2 separate regions of the Homo sapiens genome follow, and region 2 is linked to region 1. The links are chromatin loops, found by intact Hi-C in ENCODE. Cell type or tissue: Caco-2. All regions are shown on one strand. Each heading gives the region's core, and the rest is flanking DNA. Links, peaks and the distances in the headings are about the cores only. Region 1 overlaps LOC101928516 (a long non-coding RNA gene). Region 2 overlaps LOC101928516 (a long non-coding RNA gene).

Region 1 (16,720 bases), core at 3,559-11,558:
GGATCAATAATACTGAGTTTATAAGGGCTTAAAACTGTGTCTGTCACATACCAAATCATCGCTTAATAAATATTAAATGCTCTATTAAGAAGATGGATGATTGGTTTTCTGTCCTTGCGATAGTTTTCTCAGAATCATGCCAAACACTGCATGTTCTCATTCACAGGTGGGAATTGAACAATGAGAACACTTGGACACAGGGTGGGGAACATCACACACCAGGGCCTGTTGTGGGGTGGGGGGAGAGGGGAGGGATAGCATTAGGAGAATACCTAATGTAAATGACGAGTTAACGGGTGGAGCACACCAACATGGCACTTGTATACATATGTAACAAACCTGTACATTTTGCACATGTACCCTAGCACTGAAAGTATAATAATAATTTAAAAAAAGAAGAAGAAGATGGATGAATCACTACTGCTATGAGTCTCCAGCTAGGTCCAGGACTTATTTGCATATATAAAGCTTACCATTTGAAGTCGAGTTTGTTGAAAAAGAACTCAGAATTTGGAGCCCTTATAATAGATTAATTCATGCAATCTTTATAACAACTCTGTGAAGTAGTTGCTGTTATTAGCCACATTTCACAGATGAGGAAACTAAGTCACAGAGTCAAGTCACTGGCTAATTTGTTATAGTTTATAAAACAAGGATATGAACCTAAGTAGTTTGATTCAATGGCAAGGACAGTAAAGCCCTGCATTATATTGTCATAAGAACATAGACTCTCTGAGGCTCAAGGATTCCAGAAAGAGAATTCTTTCTGTAGATACATTTAAGGTCTACAAGAGAAACCTTAAACAAAGGCAGGAGCAAGTGAGAAAGCTATTTAATAGAAGCACGAATTCTCTCAGCTTTTTATCCTGCTCTTAACAATACTTGTTTTAGGAGCAGTGTATAGGATATAATGTGCATGTGTATCTCATGTTGTGATTGTCTTTTGAAAGATTCCTTGGTGGACACTGAATACACAAAAGATAAAAAGTAATGAATCAGGCCAGTTTTGGTGGCTTACACCGGTAACAAGCACTTTGGTAGGCCAAGGCAGAAAGATTGCTTGAGCCCAGGAATTTGAGGCTAGCCAAGGCAATGTGGGGAGACCCCCATCCCTACAAAAAATTATTAAAAAATTAGCCAGGTATATTGGTGTGCATTTGTGCTCCCAGGAACTCAGAAAGCTGAAATAAGAGGATCACTTGAGCCCAATAGGTCAAGGCTGAAGTGATACAATCACGCTATTGCACTCCAGTCTGGGTGACAGCGAAAGACCCTTTCTCAATGAAAAGAAAGTGATTCTATATCTCAATAAAAAGAAAGTAATTAATCAAAGAAAAAAGTAATGAACCATGAAGAAACCAAAATCTGAACAGACTAATAGCAAGTAATGATATCAAAGCCGTAATAGCCTCTCATCAAAGAAGACCATCAAAACAATCATCCAGTCACAAAATAAAATAGAGAAAAAGGAAAGAATAAAAGATCACAAACAAGCATAAAACAACTGAAAAATAGCAGTAGTAAGTCCTTACCTATCAATCTTGAATGTAAATGGATTAAATTTTCCAATCAAAACACATAGAATGGCTAAATAGATTTTTTAGAAGAACAACAATATATTGCCTACAAAAGATTCTCTTCACACTTAAAGACACATAGACTGAAGAAGAAGGCATGGGCAAAGATAATTCATCCAAATAGAAACAAAAATAGAGCAGAGGAAGCTATATCAGATGAAATAGACATTAAGTAAAAAATTATTAAAAGAGTCAAAGAACATAATCATATTGTGAAAAGGGAGTGCATTCATACAAAGATACAAAAATCATAAATATATAGGCACCCAACAGCAGAGCACCTGAAGCAAATATGAAGCAAATAATAATCTATTTGAAGGGAGAGATAGACTGATGAAATAATAGTGGAAAATTTAATACCTCACTTCTAGTGACAGAAATATCATCCAGACAGCAAATCAATAAGGAAGCATTGGAATAAAGTCTAGGCACTTTAGACTAAAGGGACTTGAAAGTCATATACATAACGTTCTATCCAGAAGCAGAAGACTACACCTTCTTCCCAGGAACTCATGAAACATTCTTCCACATAGATCACATGTTAGACTGCAAAACAAGTATTAACAAATTTAAGAAGATTGAAATCATATCATGTATCTTTTCTGACCATCCTAGTTCTAAACTAAAATGATTAGGAGGAATTTTAGAAAATTCTCAACCACATGAAATGTAAATAACATGCTTCTGAACAACCAAAGTGTCAAAAAAGAAATTAAAAAGGGAATTTAAAAAAATATTTGGTAGCATATGAAAACGGAAACACAATATACCAAAACTTATGAAATTCAGTAAATGTGATTCAAAGCGGGGAGTTTACAGCAATAAAATTCTACATCAAAAAAGAAAGAGGAGCCAAGATGGACCACTAGATACAGCCAGGAGAAACATCTCCCACCAAGAGACCAGGACATGGGGAAGACTGGTATGTTCTGAACAGATCTTCAGAAGGAAGGAACTGAAAGGTGAATAGGGAAGGATGCAGACGCTAGGATTAAGGGGGAGGAAGCTGGGAACCTAGCACAGGGCTGCTGAGCACCAGAACTCACTCTTGGCCCCTAGCGATTCTTGGGGAAGGGATGAATCAAACAGGCGAGGAGCAGCCAATTCTCACCATGGACCTCCAGAATCCTAAAAGCAGGGGACCCCATGACATCAATGGACACTTTACTTGGCATGGAGAGTTGCTTAAAGAAGTGGCGGGGAACTCTGCACAGAACTCCAGCCTGTAGAGTTTGGCAAGGGAACAGCTGTAGTAGAGTATGGGAGATGAGCAGAACTGCCTGTATCCCACAGCTTGCCATGCTCCTCTAAAATAATGTAGCCTTAGAGTGACTTTCAAACCTGGACACAGCAGAGCAGTCTTGTCCAGGTGATGAGTCTAGTCTGATCTGAGCACCCCATGTCTGCTGGCCTTTCCTTGGGATCCAGCATCACTGCACCCTCTTGAAGGGTAGCCTCAATGCCAAACAAGGGTGCTTCCTGGGGACCCTCATCATAATTCCTTTGCTGGAAGGCTTGCGCCTGACTGTTGGAGAGCTTCAGCAGACCGGCCACCACTGAGGTGCACCAGCCTACCCATAGCTTCCCACCACCACAGGCTTGGCCCTCTGCTTTGCTGGCAGATATTTTCCCACACGCTCCACACAACATGGACATACAGTTCCTTATTAATTATTATTATTGATTTGCTGTCTACATGATATTTGCATTGCTAGAAGTGAGGTATTAAATTCCCCACTATTATTTCATTGCAGTCTATATCTCCGTTCACATGGATTAATACTAGCTTCATATTTGCTTCAGGCACTATGATGTTGGGTGCATATATATTTACAATTTTTATATCATCTTATGAATTTGCTCCTTCACCAATATATAATAACCTTTGTCTTTTTTTTACAGCTTTTTACTTAAAGTATATTTCATCTGATATTAATATAGCTCCCTCTGCTCTATTCCTCTTCCTATTTGTATGAAATAGATTTGTCTATGCAGGTGCACTTGTGTGGGTGGAACTTGCCTCTGTGACCCTGCCAGTGTGCAAGTGCATGCACACCCTGCCACCCCACCACTGTCGGTGGGAGCATACCTGCTGCCCTCCTGCTCTTGAAAAACAAGAGCAAACCAACCACAAAGCAGGAAGAAGACAAAAAATTACCAAAATCAGAGCTGAACTGAATGCAATTGAGGTACTTAAAACCATACTAAACATCAACACATTCATGAGTTTGCACTTTGTAAAAATAAATAATATTGACAGACTACTAGTTAGGCTAAAAGTAAAAAGGAAAGAAGATCCAAATAAACACAATCAGAAATGATGAAGGGGACATTATCACTGACCCCACCAAAAAAAAAAAAAAAAAATATATATATATATATATATATATATATATATATACACCTCTCAGAGTCTACTATGAACACCTCTATGCACACAAAGGACAAAATCTAGAAGAAATTAATAAATTCCTAGAAACAAACAATTTCCCAAGGCTGAACAAGGGAGAAATTGAATCCCTGAACTAACAAATAATGAGTTCTGAAATCAAATCAGTAATAAAAAGCCTACCAACCACAAAAAACTTAGGACCAGCCAAATATACATTTACAGTCAAATTCTACCAGAAATATAAAGAAGAGAGGGTACCATTCTTACTGAAACTATTTCAAAAGATTGAAAAGGAGAGACTCCTTAACTTACTCCATGAGGCCAGCATCATCCTGATACCAAAACCTGTCAGAGACACAACAAAAAAGAAAACATCAGGCCATATGCTTGATGAACACAGTGTGCAAAAATCTCAAGAAAATAGTAGCGAACCATCAAAAATCTAATCCATCATGATCAAGTAGACTTTATTCCTGGGATGCAAACTTGGTTCAACATGCCAATCAATAAATGTGATTCATCATATAAACAGGTATAAAGACAAAACCACAGGATCACCTCAACAGATGCAGAAAAGACTTCAGATAAAATTCAACATTCCTTTATGTTAAAAGCCCTCAACAAACTAGACAATGAAAATAATAAAAGCCATCTACAACAAACCCACAGCCAACATCATACTGAATGGCCAAAAGCTGGAAGCATTCCTCTTGAGACCTGGAGCAAGCCAAGGATGCTCATCCTCACCACTCCTGTTTAGCATAGTACTGGAAGTCCTAGCCAGAGCAATCAGGCAAGAGAAAGAAATGAAAGACATTCAAATAGGAATAGAAGAAGTCAAAGTATCCATGTTTACACATTGTGATTATATACCTAGAAAACCCCATAGTCACCACCCCAAAGCTCCTAGATCTGAAAAACAACTTCAGCAAACTTTCAGGATACCCAGTTAATGCATAAAAATGAGTAACATTTCTATATACCAACACCACTCAAGCTGAGAGCCAAATCAAGAATACAATTCCATTTATAATAGCCACAAAAAGAATTAAGTACCTGGGAATACAGCTAACCAGGGAGGTAAAATATCTTCACAAGGATAATTACAAAATTTTGCACTGCTGAAAGAAATTAGAGTTGAAACGAACAAATGGAAACACATTCAATGCTCATAGGTAAGAAGGATCAATATTGTTAAAATGGCCATACTACCCAAAGAAATTTACAGTTCAATGCTATTCAATGCTATTCCTATCAGTCTACAAATGACATTCTTCAGATAATTAGTAATAACTATTTTAAAATTGATATGGTACCAAAAAAGAGCATGGATATTCAAGGCAATCCTAACCAAAAAGAAGAAAGCTGTAGGCATCACATTACCCAACTTCAAACCATACTACAATGCTACAGTAACAAAATAGCATGGTACTTGTGAAAAAATAAAAACAAACAAAAGATGCATAGACCAATGGAATAGAGAGCCCAGTAATAATACACCTGCAACCATCTGATATTCAATAAAGTTGATAAAAACAAGCAATGGGAAAAGGACCCATTTTTCAATAAATGGTGCTATGAAACGTTGCTAGCCATATGCAGAAGATTGAAGCTGGAACCCTTATACAAAAATCAACTAAAAGACAGATTAAAGACTTAAATGTAAAATGTAAAACTATAAAAACTCTGGAAGATAACCTTGGAAACACTGTTCTGGACATAGGCCCTGGCAAATATTTTTTATAAAGTCACCAACAGCAATTGCAACAAAACCAAAAATTGACAACTGGGACCTAATTATACTAAAGAGCTTCTGCTCCTTGCACACTTTTGGTGGGAATGTAAATTGATACAGCCATTATAGAAAACAATATGAAAGTTCCTCAAAAAATTAAAAGTAGAACTTATGATCCAGTAATACAACTACTGGCTATATATCCAAAGGAAATAAGATCAGTATGTTGAAGAGATATCTATATTCTCATGTTCATTGAGTATTATTCATTACAGATAATATATGCAATCAACCTAATTGTCCATGAACTGATTAATGGATAAAGAATGTCATATATACACAACAAAATACTATTCAGCTTCTAAAAAGAAGGAAATCCTGTCATTTGCAGCAACATGGATGCACCTGAAGGACATTGTATTAAGTGAAATAAGCCAGGCACAGAAGGACAAATATTGCATGATCTCACTTATGTGTGAAATATTAAAAAGTTGAACTCATAAAGGTAGGGAGTGAATGGTGTTTACCATGAGCTGGGGGTGGGGGTGGGAGAGTTGTTGGTCAAAGGATACAAAATTTCAAGTAGCTGAGAGGAACAAGTGAGGGATCTATTGTATAACATGGTGTCAATAGTTGGTGAATAGTTGGTGACAACCTATTGTATCACTGAAAATTGCCAAGAGAAAATTTTAAGTGATCTCACCACAAAAAGTATATGTGATATAAAGTAAATGTTAAATAGCATGATTTAGTCAATCACAATGTAGGCATATATAAAAACAAATTTTGCATATGATAAACATATAGATGTTCTTTGAATTACAATGGAGTTACATCCTGATAAATCCATTATAAGTTGAAAATATTGTAAGACAAAAGTGCCTTTAATACTCCTAACCTTCCAAACATCATAGCTTACCCTAGCCCAGATGGAAAGTGCCCAGGACACTTACATTAGCCTACAGTTGGACAAAATCATCTATCACAAAGCCTACTTTATAATAAAGTATTGAATATCTAGTGTAATTTATTGAATACTGTACTGAAAATAAAGCCAGAATGGTTGTATGGGTACTCTAAGTACAATTTCTACAAAATGAGTGTTGCTTTTGCTCTATTGTAATGTCAAAAAATCAAAAGTCAAACCTTTGTAAGTCAGGGACTGTATAACATTTTTATTTGTCCAGAGAAAACAAATTATTTTAAAATATTTTTATTTTAAAATATTAATTTCCAATGTTTATTGCTACTGTATAGAGATAGTATTGATTTTTTACACTGACTTCTTTTTTTTTATTATACTTTAAGTTTTAGGGTACATGTGCACATTGTGCAGGTTAGTTACATATGTATACATGTGCCATGCTGGTGCGCTGCACCCACTAACTCGTCATCCAGCATTAGGTATATCTCCCAATGCTATCCCTCCCCCCTCCCCCCACCCCACCACAGTCCCCAGAGTGTGATATTCCCCTTCCTGTGTCCATGTGATCTCATTGTTCAATTCCCACCTATGAGTGAGAATATGCCGCGTTTGGTTTTTTGTTCTTGCGATAGTTTACTGAGAATAATGATTTCCAATTTCATCCATGTCCCTACAAAGGACATGAACTCATCCTTTTTTATGGCTGCATAGTATTCCATGGTGTATATGTGCCACATTTTCTTAATCCAGTCTATCATTGTTGGACATTTGGGTTGGTTCCAAGTCTTTGCTATTGTGAATAATGCCGCAATAAACATACGTGTGCATGTGTCTTTACAGCAGCATGATTTATAGACATTTGGGTATATACCCAGTAATGGGATGGCTGGTTCTTCTTAATTATGACTTTTCTAAACATATTCATTTTTGCGCTGCATAGATAGCCACTCGTTTGCCTGTGTGAAGAACCAATTCTGGCCACAAACATTAAGAGAAACACTGAAGCGCAACACTGAAATGGAGGCCCTGTTTTTAGTGGCTTCCATTGATTGTGCCAGCCCACTATTGACCTTTTTCACTTTTGGAAAAATTTGATTTACTTTCTATTTTGATTAGACATGGAGGCCTCAAGGTCCATCATGACACCAGTATACCATCTAGTCATAGGTATACCATCTAGGTCTTTCATGATTAAGCCCCAGTGAACCTCATATGTGACTAGAATTATGATATTTTTCATATAACTGTCAGCTTACAAGGCAAACAGAAATGAACTACAAAAAGTGGTAGGCCCCCAAACAGCAAAATGAATGTACTTGTTCATACAAAATTAATGTACTATACATCTTTGCAGTCAGATTCAAACCCTAAGATGTAACACTGTTTGGAGAAGGGGGGATATCTTTATATATAACAGATAACAAGCTATAAAATTTCCACTCACCATTAGAAAAAAATGTGTTTATATATAAACTTATGTGTATGGATGGCCTTCAGTGAAATCTAAATAATACAAATCTTGGACACCAAGTATCTAGACGTGTTATAAGATTTGTTGAGTGTGGGAGAAAGTGAGAGTGTTTTAAGTGTGTATGTTTTATATTTTTAATCCCAAACATAAAGTTCCTTTTTTACCCCAAGAGAAGCCTAGGAATAATAGCCAGACATCTGGGCTTTCCTTTTAGTCATACAATACATGCAGCTAGGTCTGGGTTAATTTTCGTATAGCATGGAATGAATACCACCACACATTCTCAAGTTCCCTTGAGTTCAAAGTCCATGTAAACACCAGCTATGTAAACAGGAGGCTCAGTCACAATGGCATTTGTGGACTCATGTCCTCAGAGGGTCAGTGTTAGCAAAACTATAATTTTAGCTTGTAAAGACCCAAGCCCCCAATTTTGTAATACTTCATAATTTTACCAAAATTTCTCAAATAAAGGAGGAAATAAAAGAAAGAAGAGAGTTTTCTCCTTCATTCCTAGGTTTCAAAGCATGTTTTTAGTGTCATCCAAAAATCTTGGAAGATTCCATAGAGGCCACAGGCTACTGTCCCAGAAAACAACTAGGGAAATTCTGCTGTGGAAATTCATTGCTCCTGAGAAGAAACTTGCTTTTAATTTGTAAATACTTTGCAACACTGGGCCCATTGCTCAAGATACCCTTTACAATCATATTTTCTCAGTGGTTTGTTTCTGGACAGAACTCCACCTTGTCTCCTTTACTTCCTTTGCGATAAGATTGCCAAGTAATTGCAACATTCTACAGTCTCAGTAGCCTGTTATTTGTAATTGGAATTAGACAGGCTTGATTCATATTAACTGTTCAATAAAGGTTGGGTGAATTAAATTGCGTTAGGAAATAGAAACAAATATTACCAGGAAAGTGTTTAGTCCTATATGACTTTGGTTAAGATTATCATTTTAGACCATTTTTAATCTTACAAGTAATATGGGGCATCTGAAACAGTCTTCTAGCATTCTTTTCATTTTCAAAATTGCATTTTTATTAAGTATTGGTAAATTATAAAATTTAAGTTAAAATATATAGATTTTATTTAGATGAAATACAAATATATTGAAATGCATCTTAAATTCTGACCAATTGTTTTGATTTAGATGCTGTATAAATGTAGCTTGTAATTTTATGTTTGCTCCTTTTCCTCTATATGATGCAAAAGTTAGTAGTTAAAATTAGGATCATATTACAACCATTTGTTTATTCTACATACCCAAATATTTTGTTATACATTTTACTATATTATGGAATTCACTAGTTATGCTGAGGTTACATATATGAAGCCATATTTAAAGATTTTTTTAAAAAAGAATAAAATAAAATATGATCATAGAAAACTCAATGTATAATTGGAAACTTACTAAAATGAAAAGATAAAGCTAAAATATTTGCCCCCTTATGAAGCCACATAACTCACTAAGTATATTTGTTTTAATTTGCCTACATAACTAGAATATTGTGTAAGTCTTTAAGGCCACTCCTTTTATTCTGGTGAAGTTATTTTCTTGGTAAAGAATGTCCCCATAGAATTCTATTTTTAGATTTGTTTACCTCAATGTTTTCCAGAACATATTCAATGTGGGATAATAGACATTTAAAAATTTTTAAACTGAGTCTTTAGTAAAATTAATTTTGGAAACACTGAATTAAACAAAATGGACAGATTATGGCAGGAATGCTCAGAGACTTTAATATACTAGTATACACTATATATATCAAACACGGGGTAACTAGAAAGCGGTAATTTTCAGACTTACTTGGCCATGAATGCCTTTTGGTAGAGAAATATACCCTGTGAATAATGCTACATAGACCTAATTTTTTTTGATGTGCATAATTTTAAGTGGTTAGGAAATCTCACTAGTTAAAAATATATTGTTTTTCATCCATAGTACGCATTTATTTGTACGATATACATTATGTTCAGTCAATTAGGCTTCTTAGCATCAGTGAAAATTAAAATATATTTCTTCCTTTTGAAAAAAATGAATGTTTTTGGGTAAACTGAAAATCTTCAGTATTTGTTTACTATTTTGAAAATAACTAGTTATATGCCTGTATAAAACTTCTGTTTCTTTATGATCTACTAAAATTATGATCTCCTAAAATTATATCATTTCATAAATTTTGTTCCGGCTTTTAGATCTACAATTCTGGGACTTAAATAATTTATGTCTAATAAATTTTTATCTAAACCCAGTTCTGAGTCTGTTTTTAAAGGTTGCTTTGACTATAGTCATGACATGTTTCTGTATGTATGACTTTGTGCATATGAACAACAACAAATTTCATTTTACCATGTAATACTTAATACTGAGTGTCAACTTGATTGGATTGAAGGATATAAAGTATTGATCCTTGGTGTGTCTGTGAAGATGTTGCCAAAGAAGATTAACATTTGAGTCAGTGGGCTGGGAAAGGCAGACCCACCTTAATCTGGGTGGACACAATCTAATCAGCTGCCAGCGTGGCTAGAATATAAGCAGGCAGAAAAACATGAAAAGATAGACTGGCCTAGCCTCCCAGCCTACATCTTTCTGCCATGCTGGATGCTTCCTGCCCTCGAACATTGGACTCCAAGTTATTCAGTTTTGGAACTCGGGCTGGCTATCCTTGGTCCTCAGCCTGCAGATGGCCAATTGTTGGACCTAGTGATCATGTCAGTTAATATTTAACATATACATACATATATATATATATATATATATATATATATATATATATATATATATATATTTCATTGGTTTGGGGGTTTCTGGAGTTGGCTGCTTAATATGATTAGATCCAAAAATGCTAAAGACTCTATTTCTAATAGTATGGAGAATACTGATAGCCCTTGGCGTGAGCTGTTTAGACAGTTATCCAAAATAAATGCATCTGACACTCCTGATTCATTGCTTGTGAGAGGCAAGGAGTTTAGTGACTCTCTCTCTATATAATACCTTTTACCATATGTGGAGAACCAAAGAACATAATAAAGCTGGTTGGTTGCTCCTAAGTTCAGTGTACAAAGTGATGAAAGAAAATGATGAACTCAGGGATTCTGTCTCCTGGCTTCAGACACAGATTCTGAGCCTCAAATCTCCCAAGATTGCCCAGAGTGAGAGTGTTATCTCCTACAGAGAAAGACCTGAAATTGTGGAAAAACAGACACAAGCCCTTATCATGCTAGTGGCTGACCTACAATGAAAGGTGCATGCACAGCCTCATCAGATGCCTACTGTTAAAGTGAGGGCATTGATTGGAAAATAATGGGACTCTGCAGCTTGGAATGGGGATTGTGGGTGGACCCTGATGAAGCTGGGGACATTGAGTTTATAAACTCTGATGAAACTTTTTTGTCAGAAGAAACAGCATCCCCTTCCCCAGTAGTGGCAACGTCCCCTCCCCACTCATCAGACTTTCCACCTCTGTCTAGGAAGATGAACCCTGCGCTGCCTAAGGCAACAGTAGTGGCAACATCCCCTCCCGACTCATCAGCCTTTCCACCTCTGTCTGGGAAGATGAACCCTGTGCTGCCTAAGGCAACAGTGGTGGCCTCCCCTGAGGCAGTTGCCAGGCAGGATAATGTTGATTCTCCTTTTCTCCTTGAGCCACCCCCAACATCCCTGTCTGCTTCTAGACCTAGAAGAAGACTAAAGTCCCAGTGGGCCCCTAGAGGTGAGGTTGAGAATGTGACCCATGAGGAGGTATGCTACACTAAAAAAAAAAAAAAAAAAAACTGCTTGAGTTTTCTAATATTTATAAATAGAAATCTGGACAACAGGCGTGGGAATCAATATATTCAGGGTGTGCGATAAGGGTGGATGGCACATAGAGTTGGATCAGGCTGAATTTATTGATTTGGGTCCACTAAGCAGAGACTCTGCATTTAATGTTGCAGTTCGGGGAATTAAAAAAAAAAGGTCCTAATAGTTTATTTGCTTGGTTAGCTGAAATATGGATTAAAAGATGGCCCACCGTAAGTGAGCTGGAAATGCCTGATCTCACTTGGTTTAACGTAGAGGAAGGGATCTAAAGGTTTAGGAAGATCGGTATGGCTGAGTGGATTACTCACTTTAGACCTACTCATCCGAGCTGGGAGGGTCCAGAAGATATACCCTTGACCAATGCTTTGTGAAATAGATTTGTGAGGGTAGCACCTGCATCTTTGAAGAGCCTTATACTTGCTCCTCTGTGTATGTCAGATCTAACAGTGGGAACTGCAGTCACTCAACTACAAAATTTAAATACAATGGGGATAATTGGATCTTGAGGTGGCAGGGACCAAGTGGCAGCACTCAACCATCAAAAGCAAGGTGGTCACAGCTACTGGAATAGACACCAGAGGCAAAGCGGCAATCAGAATAGTCTGACTCGTGTAGAGCTCTGGCATTGTCTAATTAATTACAGTGTTCTTAGAAGTGAAACTGATAGGAAACCTACTGCACTCCTACTTAACTAACATAAAGAACAAACTTCTACGTCCAATGGACAAAAGGCTAATTCGAATTATAAAAACAGATAATCATAGCCCCTCAGTCAATTTCCAGACTTGAGGCAGTTTACAGACCCGGAACCCCTTGAATGAAGGTGAGGCAGGTCTCCATGAGGAAGGACCCCACTACATTACCAACAATTGGTGTAATGAATATTTCTCCCATCTTTCCTCAAGGAGACCTCTGGTCTTTTACTAGGGTAACTGTGCACTGGGGAAAAAGAAATGACCCAACATTTTGGGGTCTACAGGACAGTGGCTCTGAGCTAATGTTGATTCCAGGGGACCCAAAACATCATTGTGATCCTCCAGTTAAAGCCAGGGCTTAAGGAGGTCAGGTAATTAATGGAGTTTTAGCTCAGGTCTGACTTACATGGGGCCCAGTGGGTCCCCAGACTCATCCTGTGGTCATTTCCCCAGTGCCAGAATGCATAACTGGCATAGACATACTTAGTAGCTGGCAGAACCCCAACATTGGCTACCCGACTGGTAGGATGAGTGCTATTATGGTGAGAAAGGCCAAATGAAAGCCATTAGGGCTGCCCCTACCTGGAAAAATAGTAAATCAAAAACAATATTCCATCCCTGGAGGGATAACAGAGATTAGTGCCACTATCAAGGACTTGAAAGATTCAGGGATGGTGATTCCCACCACGTGCTCGTTCAACTCTTCCATTTGGCCTGTGCAGAAGACAGATGGATCTTGGAGAATGACAGTGGATTATCATAAGCTTAACCAAGTGGTGACTCCAATTGCAGCTGCTATACAAGATGTGGTTTCATTGCTTGAGCAAATTAACACATCTCCTGGTACCTGGTATGCATCCACTGACATGGCAAATGCCTTTTTCCCCATTCCTGTCCATAAGGCCCATCAGAAGCAATTTGCCTTCAGCTGGTAAGGCCAGCAATAACCTTCAATTTCCTACCTCATGAGTATATCAACTCTCTGGCTTTGTGTCATAATCTTATTCGGGGAGACCTTGATTGTTTTTGGCTTCCCAAATATATCACACTGATCCATTAAATTGATGACATTATGCTGCTTGGATCCAGTTCAAGAAGTACCAAACACACTGCACTTATTGGTGAGACGTTTACATGCCAGAGGATGGGAAATAAATCCAACTAAAATTCAGGGAACTTCTACCTTAGTAAAATTTCTAAGGGCCCAGTGGTGTGGGGCCTGTTGAGATATTCCTTCTAAGGTGAAGGATAAGTTGCTGCATTTGGCGCCTCCTACAACCAAGAAAGAGGCACAATGCCTAGTAGACCTATTTGGATTTGGGGGCAACACATTCTTCATTTGTGTTACTCTGGCCCATTTGTCAAGTGACCCAAAAGCCTGCCAGTTTTGAGTCGGGTTCACTGCAGGAGAAGGCTCTGCAATAGGTCCAAGCTGCTGTGCAAGCTGCTCTGCCACTTGGGCCATATAAGCCAGCAGATCCAATGGTGTTTGTGGTGTCAGTGGCAGATAGGGATGCTGCTTGGAGCCTTTGGCAGGCCCTGATAGGTGAATTACAGCGGAGGCTTCTAGGATTTTGGAGCAAGGTGCTGCCATCTTCTGCAGATAACTACTCTCCTTTTGAGAGACACCTCTTGGCCTGTTACTGGGCTTTGATGGAAACTGAATGTTTGACTATGGATCATCAACTCACCATGTGACCTGAACTGCCTATCATGAACTGGGTGCTTTCTGACCCATCTAGCCATCAGGTGGGTGGTGCACTGCAAATTCCATCATCAAATGGAAGTGGTATATATGTGATCTGGCTTGAGCAGGTATATCCTGAAGGTAAGTGACATGAGGAAGTGGCTCAAATGCCCATGGTCTCCACTCCTGCCACCCTGCCTTCTCTTCTCCAGCCTGCACTGATGGCTTCTTGGGGAATTTCCTATGATCCGTTGACAGAAGAAGAGAAGACTAGAGCCTGGTTCACAGATGGCTCTGCATGATTTTCAGGGAGTACCCAAAAGTGGACAGCTGCTGCACTACCGTCCCTTTCTAGGAAATCCCTGAAGGACAGTGCTGAAGGGAAATCTTCCCAGTGGGCAGAACTTTAAGCAGTGCACCTGGTTGTGCACTTTGAATGGTATATATTTGATATATAATTGCAGATGTGTGATTATATATTGATTTCTGGGCTGTAGCCAATGGTTTGGCTGGTCAGGGACTTGGAAGAAGCATGATTGGAAAATTGGTGACAAAGAGATTTGGGGAAGAGGTATGTAGATAGACTTCTCTGAGTGGTCGAAAACTGAAGATCTTTATATCCTATATGAGTGCTCACCAATGGGTAACCTCAGCAGAGAAGGATTTTAATAATCAAGTGGATAAGATGACCTGTTCTGTGGACAACACTCAGCCTCTTTCCCCAGCCACCCCTGTCATTGCACAATGAGCCCACGAGCAATGTGGCCATGGTGGCAGGGACAGAGGTTATGCAGGGGCTCAGCAACATGGACTTCCACTCACCAAGGCTGACCTGGCTACAGCCACTGCTGAGTGCCCAAGTTTCCAGCAGCAGAAACCAACACTGAGCCCTTGATATGGTACAATTCCTCGGGTGATCAGCCAGCTACCTGGTGGCAATTTGATTATATTGGACCTCTTCCATCATGGAATGGGCAGTGGTTTGTCCTCACTGGAATTGACACTTCCACTGGATATGGCTTTGCCTATTGTGCATGCAATGCTTCTTCCAAGACTACCATCCGTGGACTCATGGAATGCCTTATCCACTGTCATGGTATTCCACACAGCATTGTCTCTGTCCAAGGCACTCACTTCGTGGCTAGAGAAGTGCAGCAGTGGGCTTATGCTCATAGAATTCACTGGTCTTACCATGTTCCATAAAATCCTGAAGCAGCTGGATTGATAAAATAGTAGAATGGCCATTTGAGGTGACAATTACAATGCCAACTAGGTGACAATACTTTGCAGGGCTGGGGCAAAGTTTTCCAGAAGGCCATGTATGCTATGAATCAGCATCCAATATATGGTACTATTTCTCCCATAACCAGGATTCATGGGTCCAGGAATCAAGGGGTGGAAGCACCATTCACTATCATCCCTGGTGATCCACTAGCAAAATTTTTGCTTCCTGTTGCTGTGACATTACATTCTGCTGGCCTAGAGGTCTTAGTTCCAGAGGGAGAAATGCTGCCACTAGGAGACACAACAATGATTCCAATGAACTGGAAGTAAAGATTGCCACCTGGACACTTTGGGCTCCCCCTACCTTTAAGTCAACCAGGCTAAGAAGGGAGTTACAAGTGTTGGCTGGGGTGACTGACCCAGACTATCAAGAAGAAATCAGTCTACTACTCTATAGCAGAGGTAAGGAAGAGCATGCTTAAAACACAGGAGATCCATTAGGGCATCTCTTAGTATCACCATGCCCTGTGATTAAGGTCAATGGGAAACTACAACAACCCAATCCAGGCAGGACTGCAAATGACCCAGAACCTTCAGGAATGATGGTTTTTGTCACTCCACTAGGAAAAAATCCATGAGCTGCTAAGGTACTTGCTGAAGACAAAGGAAATACAGAATGGGTAGTAGAAAAGGGTAGTCATCAATACCAGCTACAATCATGTGACCAGCTGCAGATATGAGGATTGTGATTGTCATGAGTATTTCCTCCTTCTTTTGTTAAGAACATGTTTGTGAATGTACACACTTGTACTAAAAAAAAATCTTATATATCCTTTCTCCTTTATGATGTGACATAAGATTTATTGACTTACATCAGCATTTAAGTGTTGTTAACTTTATGTGATAGTATTTGGATTAGGGATTGGTGTGTTTTCAGTTGTATTAGGATAGTTGTATTATGTTAGGTGTAATTATGACCTTATTATTGTCTTTATTTGAAGATTATGTATGATCGCAGGAGTTGTATATGGGTTCCAGTTGACAAGGGGTGAACTTGTGATGGTTAATACTGAGTGTCAACTGGATTGAATTGAAGGATGCAAAGTATTGTTCCTGGGTGTGTCTGTGAGAGTGTTGCCAAAGAAGATTAACATTTGAGTGAGTGGGCTGAGAAAGGCAGACAACCTTTCATCTGGGTGGGCATGATCTAATCAGCTG
Region 2 (16,720 bases), core at 2,407-10,406, 110 kb before region 1:
CTTCATTCCCAGTATAGTGGGAATTCATGCAGAAGAGTAGGATATTGTGGTAATTCTAATTAATTATCCTTTTTGTAGCAAACTGTTACTTGTCAGCTTGCATGCATTTACATTTGTATTTTTTAAAAAGTTAAACAGCTTCTATGTTCTAGAATTTTTATGTTAGAATATACCAACATCAGGATAGAAATATACATACTATAGTGCATTAAAGATATGCAGGAAATGTAACAGTCAACATGAGCTTGTGCTTCAACAATTGTTTTGTTGACCCAGTGAGACTGTATTGTAGATGGTTCACCTTTGCCAGGCAGAGTGGTACCATAAAGACAGACAGGTCAAGACAGACAAGTTTTCATTGAATAGTGTGTCGGTGACCAGCCTCTGTCACACATCCAGAGCCATAACATGGGTGTTTTAAAAACACCCGGGACCTGAATGTGAAATAAAACATGTTTTTTTCAAACCTGTTGCTCAAAATGTGTAGGATTATTTTAACTGTTTGGAAAATATAAATTTAGTATTTTCATTTGATTTTACTTTAGCCAGATGGACTCTGATATAATATCTATAAATGATTTGGCAATTTCTTTCCCTTAACAATTAAGAAAACACTCTGCCCTTAGCAAAACTTTTTTTTCCTTTGGCATGGAGTTGGAGCTGCCATCTTCTAATTTGAAGTTTGGGAATAATACTTTTCTATTCAAAAGCAAACTGTGCCAAGGCTATATTCTCTTTCTGGAAACATAAAGAGGATTTTGCATGTTCATGTCTATGATGAGGCTGTACGAGGCTCTTGGTTTTTGGAGGATCTGTCCTGTAGCCTGATAAGTGGGAAGGGTGTCCATGTGGGCCAACCTCTGACCTCTTTCAGCTTTAACAGGGAAATCAGATGGGGCTCAGATCTTGGGAACTGTATTTCTGGAGAGTTCTTTGCTAGGATTCTCAAGAAACTAGAGGTGAAAGGATGAAAGGAAGAAAATGACTATTTCAATTTCTCACCCTATTTCTAGCTATGAGTTCTAAATGGAACACTAAAGTTTGAGAATATAGTGAGACAAGAAATACATCATAAATAATGTTTTCTAAATCTCATCTTCCAAATTGTAGGTTTTGTTTTATACATGTGTTCATATATATATATATATATATATATATATATATATATATATATACATGTATGTATACAGTCAATTCTTGTTACTTTTGATAGTTATGCTTTACAAAATTGCCACATACACTAAATTAATAAACACTGAACTATTGCTCCTAGGGGAAATACAGGGTTAAGTTCCCATAAGCCTCTTGTGATATTTTTATCAACCAATCCATAATATGAAACTTTGTTTTATGAGTTTTTCTGTTTAGTCACTTTATTTAATATATATGTATGTGTGTGTGTGTGTGTGTGCGTATACATATGTGTGGGAAAATATCACATTTGTGGGAACGTGCATGTTTCAGAGACATACTTTTTTTTTTTTGCCACTCTATGCATATCTGTGAATGACTGCAAAAGTGCCCGTAGTATTGATTTTGTAGTTAAAATACATTTTAGTGAGTGAATTAGCAAATATAGAATCTGGGAATAATGCGGATTGACTGTATATACATATACACATATTTGCATATATAATTTTTTGCTATTGTATCCAATTTTTTTATTTGTAGAGGTGGGAAAATCTCTTTGTTTTGACACCTTCTTTGCATAATTTTCCAAGAGTAATACTGATTGTTGTAAACACATATTCTGAAGGAAAGCTTTCATCTTTTCTTGGAAACTGATATTTTACTCTTTTTAATCAAAGTAAAAAGTTTCAAATGATCAGTGAAAGGATAGCCAGAAAGTATCAGTTCCCATCAACAAATGCACAAAGGATTCTAGAGTTTAGATTTTTTTCTCCTCATAACTTGGGAGAGAAATTCAAAAATATCTCAAGTAGATTTTCCAGCAGAAAATAGGAGCTTATTTTTGAATCCCTACCCAGACTCATTGGAAGATAATACAACTGAAGATAATTTGCTTTTTAAATTAGTGGTTATTTTTCCTCTTGAAATACAAGCATGAGTTCATCCTCTATAAATCAATAAAAGCTTGAGGTTTTTATTTTTTGTAAAAAGGAAATTGCATCATAATAGTAGTCTTGAGATAAATAAGAACTGTTCATTCCCTAATGTCAGCATTTAAACCACAAATTGAATACTAAGACCTCAAATTGTTATTTTCATAGAATTTTAAAGTTAGAAAAAAAATTCATAGTGATCTAAACCAAAATAAATAGAAATAAACCCTGAAAATTATATTTGATTGTTTTTTATCAGGACAACACATGGAAAAATTCTGAGGAAGAAACAAGTTGGTAGAAACATATAATTTTGACTTGTAAATTTGCAAATTAAAACCATCAAATAGCCTAATAGCGAAATGTAATCCACATTAGTTGGACCATAACTTTGTAGGACTACCTTAGTAGAAGGCTTGTACCTGAAGCACTGTGTGCTAGAAAGAATGTTGGAGTGATTGTTAGGAGGTTGGGATTCCAGGTCCACACCTGCTACATCTAGCTCTCTAGTTTTGCGCACTTGGGTTGAACATCCTCAACCACAAAATATGAAGTTTGAATTACATAATCTTTAATATTTCTCTCATTTCTAAAATTTGCTGAGGCTCCAGCACAAAACATCTATGTTAGGCATTCATTTAGTTGAATTTCAGAACATTGTTCAAGAGTTTATTGTGAACAAAAAGGACTCATAGAGTAATCCGTAAAGAAACAACTGTGAATCTGACAGTCCCATAATTTATCATAAAACCTGTGTATCTTTGACAGTGAAATGTGATGCTATAACACTTAAAAATATATAAGCTTTTGAGATCTATGTTACTTTACTAACAAATTAGTTTTATTATACTTGTGAACATATAAAATAGTTCTCATCAAAAACTATATTCAAAAACAAAATATTTGAAAATAATTTTTATGAAGGCAATATAAGCATTATTTGTATTGCTTAACTTTAGAGATAACATAAAATACTTATTATTGGTCCATATTCAGAATTTTAATCAGTGTTTCACTTGATGATTTTTTGATTTCTCTTTTTAAAAGTTTTTTTATTTTTAGATTGACATACGATAATTGCACATATATATGGAGTACATAGTAATGTTTTGATACATATATACTATATAGTGATCGGATCAGTATAATTAGCATATCCATCACCTCCAACACTTTTCTTTAACAATAATACATAGTTTCAAACAGCTAGAAGGAAGATAGTGAATGTTAGTTATTGTTAACTGTAGTCATCCTACAGTGGTATAAAACAGTAGAACTTATTCCTCTTACCTAGCTGTAATTTTGTAGCCTTTAAAAAATCTTTCCCTATCCCCCTTCCCTCTACCCTTCCCAGCCTCTAGTATCCTCTGTTTCACTTTTTACTTCTGCAAGAGAAAACTTTTTCAGCTTCCACATCTGAGTGAGAACATGTGGTGTTTAACTTTCTGTTCTTAGCCTATTTCACTTAACATAATGTCCTCCAGTTCCACCTACGTTGCTGCAAATGACAGAATTTCATTCCTTTTTATGGCTGAATAGTATTCCATTGTGTACATATACCACATTTTCCTTTTCCATTCATCTGTTGTTGGACAACTAGGTTGATTCTATATCTTGGCTATTGTGAATAGTGCTGCCATAAACTTGTGGGTACAGATGTCTTTGATTTACTGGTCCTCTTTCCTTTGGAAAAAAGCCTAGTAGTGGAATTGCCGGATCATATGTTAGTTCTATGTGTAGTTTGCTGAGAAACCATGATAGTGTTCTCTATAATGATTATACTATTTTACGTTCCAACCGACAGCATATAAGACCTCTGTTTTCTCCACATCCTCATCATCATGTGTTATATTTTATCTTTCTGATAATCTTTATCCTAACTGAAAAGAAACGATAGCTCACTATAGTTTTAATTTGCATTTCCTTGATGATTCGTGATGTTGAGCATTTTTTAAAATGTATTTTTGACTATTTTAATGTCTTATTTTGATAAACATCTGTTTATATTATTTGTCCATTTTATAATTGAATTTTTTTTTTGCTGTTGAAAAGTTTCAATTCCTTGTATAGTACGAATATTAATCCTCCGTCAGATGAAGTTTGCAAATATTTTCTCCAATTCTGTTGGTATAAGAAACTGTCCTAATTTCCTGCATATACAATTTCTACATTAGCCTTATAAGGATATAATTCTGTAATGTGTTTAATTTGTTCTGCCTATGATTATCCTCAAGAATCACACACAATTTCAGGTTTTATATTTACGTTTTAATCGATTTTGATTTGATCTTCATGTTTGGTATAAAATAAGAGTCCAGGCCGGGTGTGGTGATTTACACCTGTAATCCCAGCACTGTGGGAGGCCGAGGCAGGCAGATCACCTGAGGTCGGGAGTTCGAGACCAGCCTGACCAACATGGAGAAACATTGTCTCTACTAAAAATACAAAATTAGCTGGGCGTGGTGGCGCATGCCTGTAATCCCAGCTATTCAGGATGAGGCAGGAGAATCGCTTGAGACCAGGAGGCGGAGGTTGCAGTGAGACGAGATCATGCCATTGCACTCCAACCTGGGCAACAAGAGCAAAACTCTGTCTCAAAGAAAAACAAAAGTGTCCAATTTTGTTCTTTTACATGTAAATATCAAATTTTCGCAGCACTATTTGTTGAAAAGATTATCCTTGCCCTTTATCCATTCTTGGCATCCTTATTGAATATCAATTGATTGTATATGTGTGAATTTATTTCTGGGCTCCCTATTCTGTCCCATTGGTCAATATGTCTGTCTTTATGCCAGCACCACAAGTGTTTTGATAGCTAAGATTTGTAATATATTTTAAAATCCGAAAGTGTGATGCCTGAAACTTTGTTCTCCTTTTTCATGATTTGGCTATTTGTGGTCCTTTGTATTTCCATAAGAATTGTAGGATTGTTTTCTCTATTTATTTAAAAATGTCTTTAACAACTATAAAATTGCAAAAAAAAAAAGTTTTTACAGTTCCATTAAAATAAGCTCAAATAAGTTTGATTGTCCTCCACTTGATAGTTCTAATTTGTGCTGAGGTCTCTCTTGTCTAATTGTGTGTGAGAAACCCATGAAATATGCAGAGTTCTTAAAGACTACCTGTGTCTACCATCTTTCACTTCTCAGCATTTTCTGATGTGAGTAACTAACACCTCACTTTCCAGGACAGTTTGCAAGGTACTGACTGATAAAATGCTAGTGCACTGGGCAGAAGTGGCTGAGAACTGCTCATACCTTTGCATCTCAGGTAATGTTGGAAAAAGAATTCAACTTGGTATGCCAGTCGGGTGTGCCAAGATTTGTACTATAGCCTTCCAGATGCATAAATTTCTAAGGTCACCAGTTTTTGGGGTCAGTGGGAATCTATAGGGTAATTTTAGGGTGAATATTTATAAAACATATGCAAATAATAGAGACTAAGCTCTCCCATGGGACATAGAATAATATAAATGCTTTGGTTGCTTCATCACGTATTATATGATATCATCACTTATTATATGATATAATCTAAAACAATTTACTTTATTGTTTAGTAAAAGTTTTTTTAAAAAATAAACTTTTTAACAACAAGCTCAATAAAAGTACTGTAGGTTTTCTTTTCATTCTGTTGATGGTTTCCTTTGCTGTACATAAGTTTTAGTTTCATATAATCCCAGGTGTTTACTTTTGTTTTTGCTGCCTGTGCTTTTGAAGTCTTATTCATAAAATATTTTATTAAATCAATGTTCTGAAGATTTTCATCTATGTTTTCTTCTAGTAGTTTTATAGTTTGGGGTCTTACATTTAGATCTTTAATCTATTTTGAGTTGATTTTTGTATAGGTAAGAGGTAGAGCTCTAATTTCATTCTTCTGCATATGGTTGTCTAGTTTTCCCAGCACCATTTATTGAAGAAGTAGTTCTTTCCCCAGTGAGTGTTCTTGGCACTGTCGAAAGTAAGTTGGCTATAGATATGTTAATTTTCAGGTTTTCTATCTCCTATATGCATGGATCAAAATAATTAATACTGTTAAAGATGACCATACTAGCCAAAACAATCTACAGATTCAATGCAATCCTTATCAAAATAACAATGATATTTTTCACATAAATAAACAAAAAACCCTTAAAATTTGTGTGAAACCATAAAAGACCCTGAATAGCCAAAACAATCCCGTGCAAAAAACAATGAAGATGGAGGCATCATAGAATCAGACTTCAATATATTACTACAAAGCTGCAGTAACCAGAACAGCATGGAATTGGCATTAGTCTTTTTTCATCATATCATGTCATGGGTATTTTTCCAAAGAATGCAGTTTTTATGACAGTATGGCTTTATTGCTATTTTTAATAAAATTGTGTGAAATTGTGTTCAAAGTTAAATTCTGTGGTTAAAACATGTGAACATTTTCTTATATTTGAATCTTCTCTGGAAATTATTTTTATTGAGAAAATTTTTTCTCTGCAGGTTCTTAGTTACCTGGAAAGTTCTGAGAAAATTCTTACTAAATAGAGAGTATACTCATTTCAAAGGTTTTTAAATTGAAATATTTAAATACTTTAGTCTAAACATTTTAACAGATATTGTTTTTAATTTTACCCCTTTATTCAACAAATATTTTCAACAAAACAAAGTTAAGTTAGTTGGTTCTATTTACGCCCCTTTTAACTTTTGTCAAATTTAGATGCTAAAAAATCATGAGTATACATTTATCCAGTTGAATATAGAAACTGTATTAAAAAGATTCCTCTCTTATGCCAATATGCTACAAGGAGAAATTGTAAAATTTGAAAAGTGCATAAATTTAAATTTAAATTTAAATTTCATGCACTTTTGAGTTGTTGTCATTTAATTGATACAATTTCTCTTGTGTTTTTATTGGATTAAATTTTGATGTTTTCACCATTGCAAGCTTGATTTTCAATAAATGCAATTCACTAAATGTTTAAATGGTATTTTTTGGTAGTCCATTTTTTGGCATCTTGGATACCAGCTCAGCCTCAGCAGGATAAGGCACCAGGCCGATTTGTGAGGCCCCCATGCTAGGCCCTAGTTTCTGGATGACATTTCTAGACATACCATGGGCCAAAAAGGAACCTGGTGCCTTAAAGGACCCAGTCCTTGCAGGATTTATCACCTGTTGACTAAAAAGCCCTTCAGCACTGATTAACCAGAAGTGATGCCCAGATAGGATACCATGGACTTTGGGCTCTGAGACATGCTGACTATAGGTGTGACCCAGCACATTCCCAGCTGTCATGCCTATGGTGAAAGACTCCTTCTGTTTGAGAAAAGCAGTAGGAAATGTAAAGGACATTTTGTCTTGTACTTTAGGTAACTGTTCAGCCACAGTGGGGTAGGGCAACAAGCAGGCTCTTCGGATTCCTAAGTCCAGGCCTAGCCTCTTGGAAACCATTTTGTAACCTTCCCTGGGCCAGAGCAGAGCCTACTTCCCTGAAGGGTGAGTCCCAGTCCTGGCAGCATTCAGGATAAGCTGACTGAAGAGCCTTTTGGCTTTAAGTAAATCTTGGTTGTGGACTGGCAGAAACCCCACCATGGGTGGTGGTGCTGGGCACAGGGAAAGGCTCTTCTGCCTATGGAAAGGTAAGGGAAGAGTAGGAAGGACTTTGTCTTGTGGTTTGAGTGCCTATTAGCTGCAGTAGAAGACAACATCAGGTGCATTTCTAGGATTTTTGACTCTGATTCCTGGCTTCTTGACATCTCTGGACCCATCTATGGCCTGGGGGAATTTCCTGTCCTAAAGGAAAGGACACAAACCTATCTAGTTTCAGCACCTGCTAATTGTAGAGCACTAGGGCCTTCAGTGAAGATAGGAGGTAGCCAGCTAGTGTTTACAGTGGGCTATGGATGAGTCCCAGTGCTCTGCTGCCTTCAGGTCTGACCCAGCACTGTAGCAGTGGTAATGGCCACAGGGGTGCCTGCATCAGTACAACCCCAGTTCCAGGTGGCTCAGCACAGACAGAGAGACTTTATTTGTTTGGTGGAAAGTAAGGGAAGAGAACAAGAGTTTCTGCCTGGTAATCCAGAGAATTCTTCTGGATCTTATCCATGATCACCAAGGTGGTACCTCTAGAGTCTGGAAAAAACAAAAACACAGCAATATTTGACTTCCAGTCAAAGTTCCTTAAAATACGTGGAAAGTCTTCCCAAGAAGGATGGGTACAAACAAGCCCAGACTGTGAAGAATACAATAAATACCTAACTTTTCAATGCCCAGACACTAACAAATATTTACAAGCATCAAGATCAGTCAGGAAAACGTGACTGCACCAAACAAACTAAATAAGGACCAAGGACCACTCCAGGAGAAACAAAGACATGAGATTTTTCAGAAAGCGAATTCAAAATAGCTGTTTTGAGGAAACTCAGAGAAATTCAAAATGAAATGGAGAACAAATTCAGAATTCTATCAGATAATAGAGATTGAAATAATAAAAAAGAATCAAGCAGAAATTCTAATGTTGAAAAATGCAATTAACATTCTAAAGGATGCATCAAAGTAATATAATAGCAGAGCTGATCAAGCAGAGGAAAGAATTGGTGAGCTTGAAAACAAGCCATTTGAAAATATACAGTCAGAGAAGACAAAAGAGAAAAGAATAAAAAAAATGAAACATGCCTACAAGATCAAGAAAATAGCCTCAAAAGGGCAAATTGAAGAGTTATTCACCTTGCAGAGTAAGTAGAGAAAGTTCTCTATTATTAGGAGATAGCAAGTTTATTCAAAGGGATAATAATAGAGAACTTCCCAAACCTAGAGAAAGATATCAACATTCAAATACAAAAAGGTTGTGGAACATGAAACAGATATAATCCAAAGAAGACTACCTTAAGGTATCTAATAATCAGACTCCCAAAGGACAAGGATAAATTAAAAATCCTAAAAGCAGAAAGAGAAAACAAAAAACAAATAACAAATAGCATACAGTGGAGTCTAAATACATTTGGCAGCCAACTTTTTAGTGGAAACCTTACAGGCCAGGAGAGGATGGTATGACATATTTAAAGCACTGAAAGTTAGGGGGAAAGACCTTTTACCTTAGAATAGTATATCCTTTGAAAATATCCTTCAAGCATGAAGGAGAAATAAACAGACAAACAAAATCTGAAGAATTTCATCAAGACCAGATGTATCCTACAAAAAATGCTAAAGAGATTTCTTCAGTCTGAAAGAAAAGGATGTTAACAGGCAATAAGAAATCATATAAAGGTGCGAAACTCACTGGTAACAGTAAGAACACAGAAGAAACACAGGATGTTATAACATTGTAATTGTGGTTTGTAAGCTACATATTCATAAGTAGAAAGACTAAATGATAAACCAATAAAAAATAATAACTACAACAGCTTTTCAAGACATAAACAGCACAATAAGATATAAAGATAAAAACAAAAATGTTCAAAGTGGGGGAATGAATTATAAAAATTAATTCAAGATGGATTAAAGACTTAAGTGTTAGACTTAAAACCATAAAAACCCTAGAAAAAAAACCTAGGCAATACCATTCGGGACATAGGCATGGGAAAGGACTTCATGTCTAAAACACCAAAAGCAATGGCAACAAAAGTCAAAATTGACAAATGGGATCTAATTAAACTAAAGAGCTTCTGCATAGCAAAAGAAACTACCATTAGAGTGAACATGCAACCTACAGAATGGGAGAAAATTTTTGTAATCTACCCATCTGACAAAGGGCTAATATCCAGAATCTACAAAGAATTTAAACAAATTTACAAGAAAAAAAAAATAACCCCATCAAAAAGTGGGCAAAGGATATGAACAGACACTTTTCAAAATAAGACATTTATGCAGCCAACAGACACATGAAAAAATGCTCATCATCACTGGCTATCAGAGAAATGCAAATCAAAACCACAATGAGATACCATCTCACACCAGTTAGAATGACAATCATTAAAAAGTCAGGAAACAACAGATGTTGGAGAGGATGTGGAGAAATAGGAACACTTTTACACTGTTGGTGGGACTGTAAACTAGTTCAACCATTGTGGAAGACAGTGTGGCGATTCCTCAAGGATCTAGAACTAGAAATACCATTTGACCCAGCCATCCCATTGCTGGGTATATACGCAAAGGATTATAAATCATGCTGCTATAAAGACACATGCACACGTATGTTTATTGCGGCACTATTCACAATAGCAAAGACTTGGAACCAACCCATATGTTCATCAGTGATAGACTGGATTAAGAAAATGTGGCACATATGCACCATGGAATACTATGCAGCCATAAAAAAGGATGAGTTCATGTCCTTTGCAGGGACATGGATGAAGCTGGAAACCATCATTCTCAGCAAACTATCGCAAGGACAGAAAACCAAACAGCACATGTTCTCACTCATAGGTGGGAAATGAACAATGAGAACACTTGGACATAGGAAGGGGAACATCACACACCCGGTCCTGTTGTGGGGTGGGGGAAGGGTGGAGGGATAGCATTAGGAGATATACCTAATGTAAATGATGAGTTGATGGGTGCAGCAAACCAACATGGCACATGTATACATATGTAACAAACCTGCACGTTGTGCACATGTACCCTAGAACTTAAACTATAATAATTAAAAAAAAAAATAGAACATTTCTAAGTGGTGCAGGTTGAGAATAATGCCTGCCCTCTATTTGAACACTTGTCACTTGATCTTCTCAACTACACATGTTGAATAGAGTATAATAAACTCAAAAAATAAGTTAAAGGGTAGAGTTTTTAGTAGTTTTCTTTTTGCCTGTTTGTTTACGGAATCACTGTTAACCTGTTATCAGTTTAAAATACATAGAAGGAAAGCACAAACAATAAAAATTAAGAAAGTAAATCATATCACCAGAGAAAATCACCTTCACTAAGAGGAAGGCAGGAAGGAAGGAAGAAGGAAAGAAGGGAGAGAAGACCAGAAAACAACCAGAAAAAAAAATTGCAAAATGGCAGGAGTAAATCTCTGCTTATCAATAATAACATTGAATATAAATGGACTGAACTCTCTGATCAAAAGACACGGAGTGGCTTAATGGATGAAAAAACAAGGCCCATTGATCTGTTGCCTACAAGAAACACATTTCACCTATAACTGAAAGTAAAGCCATGGAAGAAGATATTACCTGAAAATGAAAACCAAAAAAACAGCAGGAGTAGCTGTATTTATACAAAATGGGTTTCAAGACAAAAACTGTAAAAGAGACAAAGAAGGACATTATATGATGATAAAGGGGTCAATTCAGCAAGAGGATATAACAATTGTAAATACATATGCACCCAATACATGAGCACACAATACATAAAGCAAATATTATTAGAGCTAATGAGACAGATAGATCTCAATATGATAGTACCTGGAGGCTTTCACACCTCACTTTTAGCATTGGAAAGATCTCCAAGACTGAAAATTAACACAGAAACATCAGACTTAATCTGCACTATAGACCAACTGGAGATACTTACATAACATTTCATGAAAAGGCTGCAGAATACACAAACTTCTTCTCAAGCACATAGATCATTTTAAGGATAGACTACATGTTAGGTTATGAAACAAGTCTTAAAACATTAAAAAAATGAAATTTATGTCAAGCGTCTTCTTTGACAACAATGAAATAAAACTAGAAATCAATAACAGAAGGAATTTTGGAAACTATGCAAACACATGAAAATTAAACAACATGCTCCTGAATGACCAGTGAGTCGATGAAGAAATTAGGAAGTAGAAAAATGTCTTGAAACTAATGATAATGAAAACATGCTTACCAAAATGTATGGGATACAGGAGAAGTAGTACATTATATGTATAGCTCTGAGTGCCTACATCAAAAAAGAAGAAAAACATCAAATAAATAACCTAATGATGCATCTTAAAGAACTAGAAAAGCAAGAACAAACTGAATCCAAAATTAGCAAAAGGAAAAGTAATAAATATTACAGCAGAAATAAATGAATTTGAAATGAAGAAAACGTATAAAAGATCAACAAAACACAAAGTTGATTTTTTGAAGCAATAAAAAATGAACAACTTTTGCCAGACTAATGAAGAAAAAAAGAGAAAGACCCAAATAAATAAAATCAGAGATGAAAAGCAGGACATTACAACTGATACATCCGAAATTCAAAGGATCATTAGTGACCAGAAAAAAAATGACATGACAAACTACATCCCAATAAATAGGAAAATCTAGAGAAAATGGATAAATTTCTAGATACATGCAACCTACCAAGATTGAATCATGAAGAAATCCAGAAATGAGCATACCAGTAACAAGAGACTAAATTCATAATAAAAAAGTCTCCTAACAAAGAAAAGCCTGTGATGTGTTAGCTTCTATGCTGAATTTTATCAATGATTTAAATAATACCAATTTTACTCAAAGTATTCCAAAAAAACAGAGGAGGAGGGAATAATTCCAAATGTTTCAATAGGCTAGTATTACCCTGATAACAAAATCAGACAAAGACACATCAAAAAAAAGAAAACTATAGGCCTATATCTCTGATGAAATTGTTGCAAAAAATCCTTAACAAAATACTAGCAAATTGAATTCAACATTATGTTAGTAAGATCATTCATCAAGACCAAGTAGGATTTATCCCAGGGACACAAGGATGGTTCAACTTATGCAGATCAGTGTAATACATCATGTCAACCAAATGAAGAACAAAAACCATATGATCATTTCAATTGATGGTGTAAAACCATTTGATAGAATTAAACATCCCTTCATGATAAAAATCCTCAAAAAACTGGATTTAGAAAGAACATACTTCAACATAATAAACACCATATACAACATACATACAGCTAGTGTCATACTGAATAGGGAAAAAGTGAACGCCTTTCCTGTAAGATTTGGAACATGACAAGAATGTCCACTTTCACAACTGATATCCAACATTTTTTGAGTCCTAGCTAGAGCAATCAGAGAAAAGAAATAAATAAAGAGCAAGAAATTTAGAAAGGAAGATATTAAATTATCCCTGTTTGCAGATATGATCTTACATTTGGAAAAACCTAAAGACTGCACCAAAAAACATAAGTGATAATAAATAAATTCAGTAACATTACAAGATACAAAATCAACATACAAAAATCAGCAGCATTTTTATATGCCAACAGTGAACAATCTGAAAAAGAAATTGAGAAAGTAATCCCATTTACAATAGCCACAAATGAAATTAAATACGTAGGAATTCACTTAACCAAAGAAGTGAATGATTTCTACATTAAAAACTATAAAACTCTGACACAAGAAATTGAAGAAGAAATAAAAAATGGAAAGATTTATTCCATGTTCATAGATTGAAATAATCAATATTGTTAAAATGTCTACACTACCAAAGCAATCTAAATATTCAGTGCAATCCCTATCAAAATATCAATGATATTCTTAACAGAAATGGAAAAAAAAATCTTAAAATTTATATGGAGCCATGAAAGATCCAGAATAACCAAAGCTATCTTGAGCAAAAAGAATGAAACTGGAGGAATCACATTACCTGACTTCAAATTATACCACAGAGCATTAATAACCAAAACAGCATGGTACTGGCATAAAAACAGACACATGGACTAAAGGAACACAATAGAGAACCCAGAAACAAATCCACACACCTACAGTGAACTCATTTTTGACAAAGTTACCAAGAACATACATTGGGAAAAAACATTCTCTTCATTAAACCATGCTGGGAAAACTGGATATCCATATGCAGAAGAATGAAATAATACCCTTGACCTCCCCATATACAAAAATAAAATCCAAATTGATTAACTATTGAAATTACTACAAGAAAACATTGGAGAAATTCTCCAGGACAGTCACTGGGGCAAAAATTCCCTGAGTAATATCCTACAAGTGCAGGCAACAGAAACAAAAATGGACAAATGGAATCATATCAACTGAAAAATATTTTGCACAGTGATGGAAACAGTTAACAAAGTGAAGAGAAAACCCACAGGATGGGAGAAAATATTTGCAAACTACCCATCTGTCAAGGGATTAATAACCAGAATATATAAGGAGCTCAAACAACCCTATAAGAAAAACATGGATAATTCAGTAAAATAATGGGCAGAAAATTTGAAGACATGTCTCCAAAGAAGACATACAAGTGGGAAACAGGCATTTGAAAAGGATCTCATCATCATTTATCATCAGAGGAACGCAATGATATATCATTTCACCTCAGCTACAATGGCTTTTATCCAAAGACAGACAATAACAAATGTTGGTGAGGATGTGGAGAAAAGGAGAACCTCATACACTGTTGGTGGGAATGTAAATTAGTATAGCTATTATGGAGAACAGTTTTAAGGCTCCTCAAAAAAGTGAAAATAGAACTACCATATGATCCAGCAATTCCACTGCTGGGTATATACCCCAAAGAAGAGAAATCAGTATGTTGAAGAGATATCTGCACTCCCATGTTTGTTGCACCACTGTTCACAACAGCCAAGATATGGAAGCAACCTAAGTGTCCATCAACAGATGAATGAATAAAGAAAATGTGGTACTTATACACAATAATGTACTATTTAGCCATAAAAAAAGAATGAGATCCTGTTATTTGCAGCAACGTGGATGGAACTGGAGGTAATTATGTTCAGTGAAACAAGCCAGGCACAGAAAAAGAGACATCACATATTCTCACTTATTTGTGGGATGCAAAAATCAAAACACTTGAACTCACAGAGATAGAGATTAGAAGAATGATTTCCATAGGTTACGAAGAGTAGTAGGAGGTGGTGGGGAAGTGGGGATAGTTAATGGGTACAAAAAAATGTAGTTAGAAAGATGAATAAGATCTAGTATTTTATAGTATAGCAGAGTGACTATAGTCAAAATAATTTACATGTACATTTTTAAATATAAGAGTATAGTTGAGTTACTTGTAACATAAAGAATAAATGCTTGAGGGGTTGGATAGCCCATTTTCCATGATGCAATTATTACGTATTGCATGCCTGCATCAGAATATCTCATGTATTCCATCAATATATATATATTTACTATGCACCTACAAAAACCACAAATTTTAAAAAGAAAAGGAAACTTAAAATTAATAAATTGAATTACATTTCTACAAAACATAAAATTACCAAAAAATACCATATAGTTAGCACAATGGACAAGTCCAAAGTTAAGCAGACCTGGATCTTATCTTCAAGAATCTTACAACCTGGAAGGAAAGATTAAATGTGTTTTATATTTACACACAAGCACGCACACAATTCTGGGCTGGCTTATTGATTTTCTTTTTATCACTGCTCCTGACATCATTCTTTGTGATAACTACCTTGTTTGTTATATACGTAATATCTTAGTTTCTCCATACTTGATGACTTCTGCAATAATTTTTTCTCCAACTCCCTCAGCCTCCCACTCTCATGGTCCTTTATATAACTCTAAATTAATAATGACTATCTAAACTCCAAAATCTCAATTTCAGGAATCCAAGTGTCCAGTCACCACCTCCTATTCATTTGGCTTACTTATTCTAGTTCTTATACAGCCATAATTCTTCAACCTCTTCAGTAACCCCACCCCTTTTGACTCTGATTTTCACTACTCAGAATTCCCTATATAGTTCAATTTCCTCCTTACAGACCTTAAAGTCTATGATTCCGTGGTGTGTCACTATAATCACTTTCCTTTATACACTCCTTTTCCTTTCTTACTTTAATAAAATTAATTCCAAAAAGTCCCATCCTTAGACTCACCTCATTGGAAAAAATAATGCTTAATAGTCGCACAACAAATAATGACCATAAATTCCAGATGGTATCCAAACACTGGCTAAAAATTCTCCTTCATTTTTCTATGAATTTTCCTCTATGTCCTAAGAAATGTATTCTGTACCTTCAATTCATATCACCCCCAACTCTGACATACGACCTCAGACAGTATAAGTTGTAAACACACTGACGAGACCCATGTCATCATCTTATTAGACTGACCCTCATCTATGCTAAGATACTTTGCTTCACCTCGTTTTCAGATAAGAAGAGTCAATGATCCTATCCATAGTCAAATAAACTCCCTACTTTTGTATACTCAAAAACTTCACTTATGTAATGTCTTCTCTCTCTCCCTCTCCCTGTCTCTCTGTCTCTGCCTCCCTCTCTGTTTCTCTCCCTTTCTCCCTCACTTCCAACTTTGATTTGTCCCTATACTGCAGTTCCTAATGGTATATAAAAATTCCCCAGTATCTTTTGTCTGAGACAAAAAACACACCTAATTTTAAATCCTTCTACCATCTCTCTACACTTCATAGAAAGAAAAGACTTATCAAAAAGATTGCTTATCCATTTGCTTCCATTGCTTCTCTTTCTTTATTTTACTATAATCAGAGTTTCTTCACCAAAAAATCTACAAATTTACCCATTTTCAAGGTAACTAATAGCTTCTTTCTAAGTTCAGTGGTTGTGCTCTGTCCTCTTCCTACTTGATTGTTCAACAACAGTTGACACAATTAAGCAACCTCTCCACTTTCACATTTCACTACCTACACAACCCTAGGTAAATTATTTAACTTTCATGTTCTTCAGCATATTCACTTACAAAATAAAAGAAAGACTGCTTTCTTACTCAAGTGTTATGAAAATTAAATGCGATAATATCACT

The links. A loop is a pair of places that touch in the nucleus more often than their neighbours do. Peaks named below come from ENCODE experiments on the same cell type or tissue, not always from the same donor. Only the 100,000 strongest peaks of a DNase experiment are listed, where the experiment ranks them.
Region 2: a loop joins it to region 1, with 6 times the contacts of the local background. A loop is called at or near these places in 1 of 110 quality-filtered maps.

The regions. Positions count from the first base shown.
Region 1 is chr6:74,526,284-74,543,003 of GRCh38, forward strand. All of the region lies in intron 2 of LOC101928516 (a long non-coding RNA gene), which reads left to right. Among named protein-coding and RNA genes, the nearest start is that of SNORD156, 590 kb to the right of the region's middle. In Caco-2, for the core only: no CTCF peak of the experiment used is centred there; a DNase peak (open chromatin) is centred at 8,438.
Region 2 is chr6:74,413,128-74,429,847 of GRCh38, forward strand. All of the region lies in intron 2 of LOC101928516 (a long non-coding RNA gene), which reads left to right. Among named protein-coding and RNA genes, the nearest start is that of SNORD156, 710 kb to the right of the region's middle. In Caco-2, for the core only: no CTCF peak of the experiment used is centred there; a DNase peak (open chromatin) is centred at 7,294.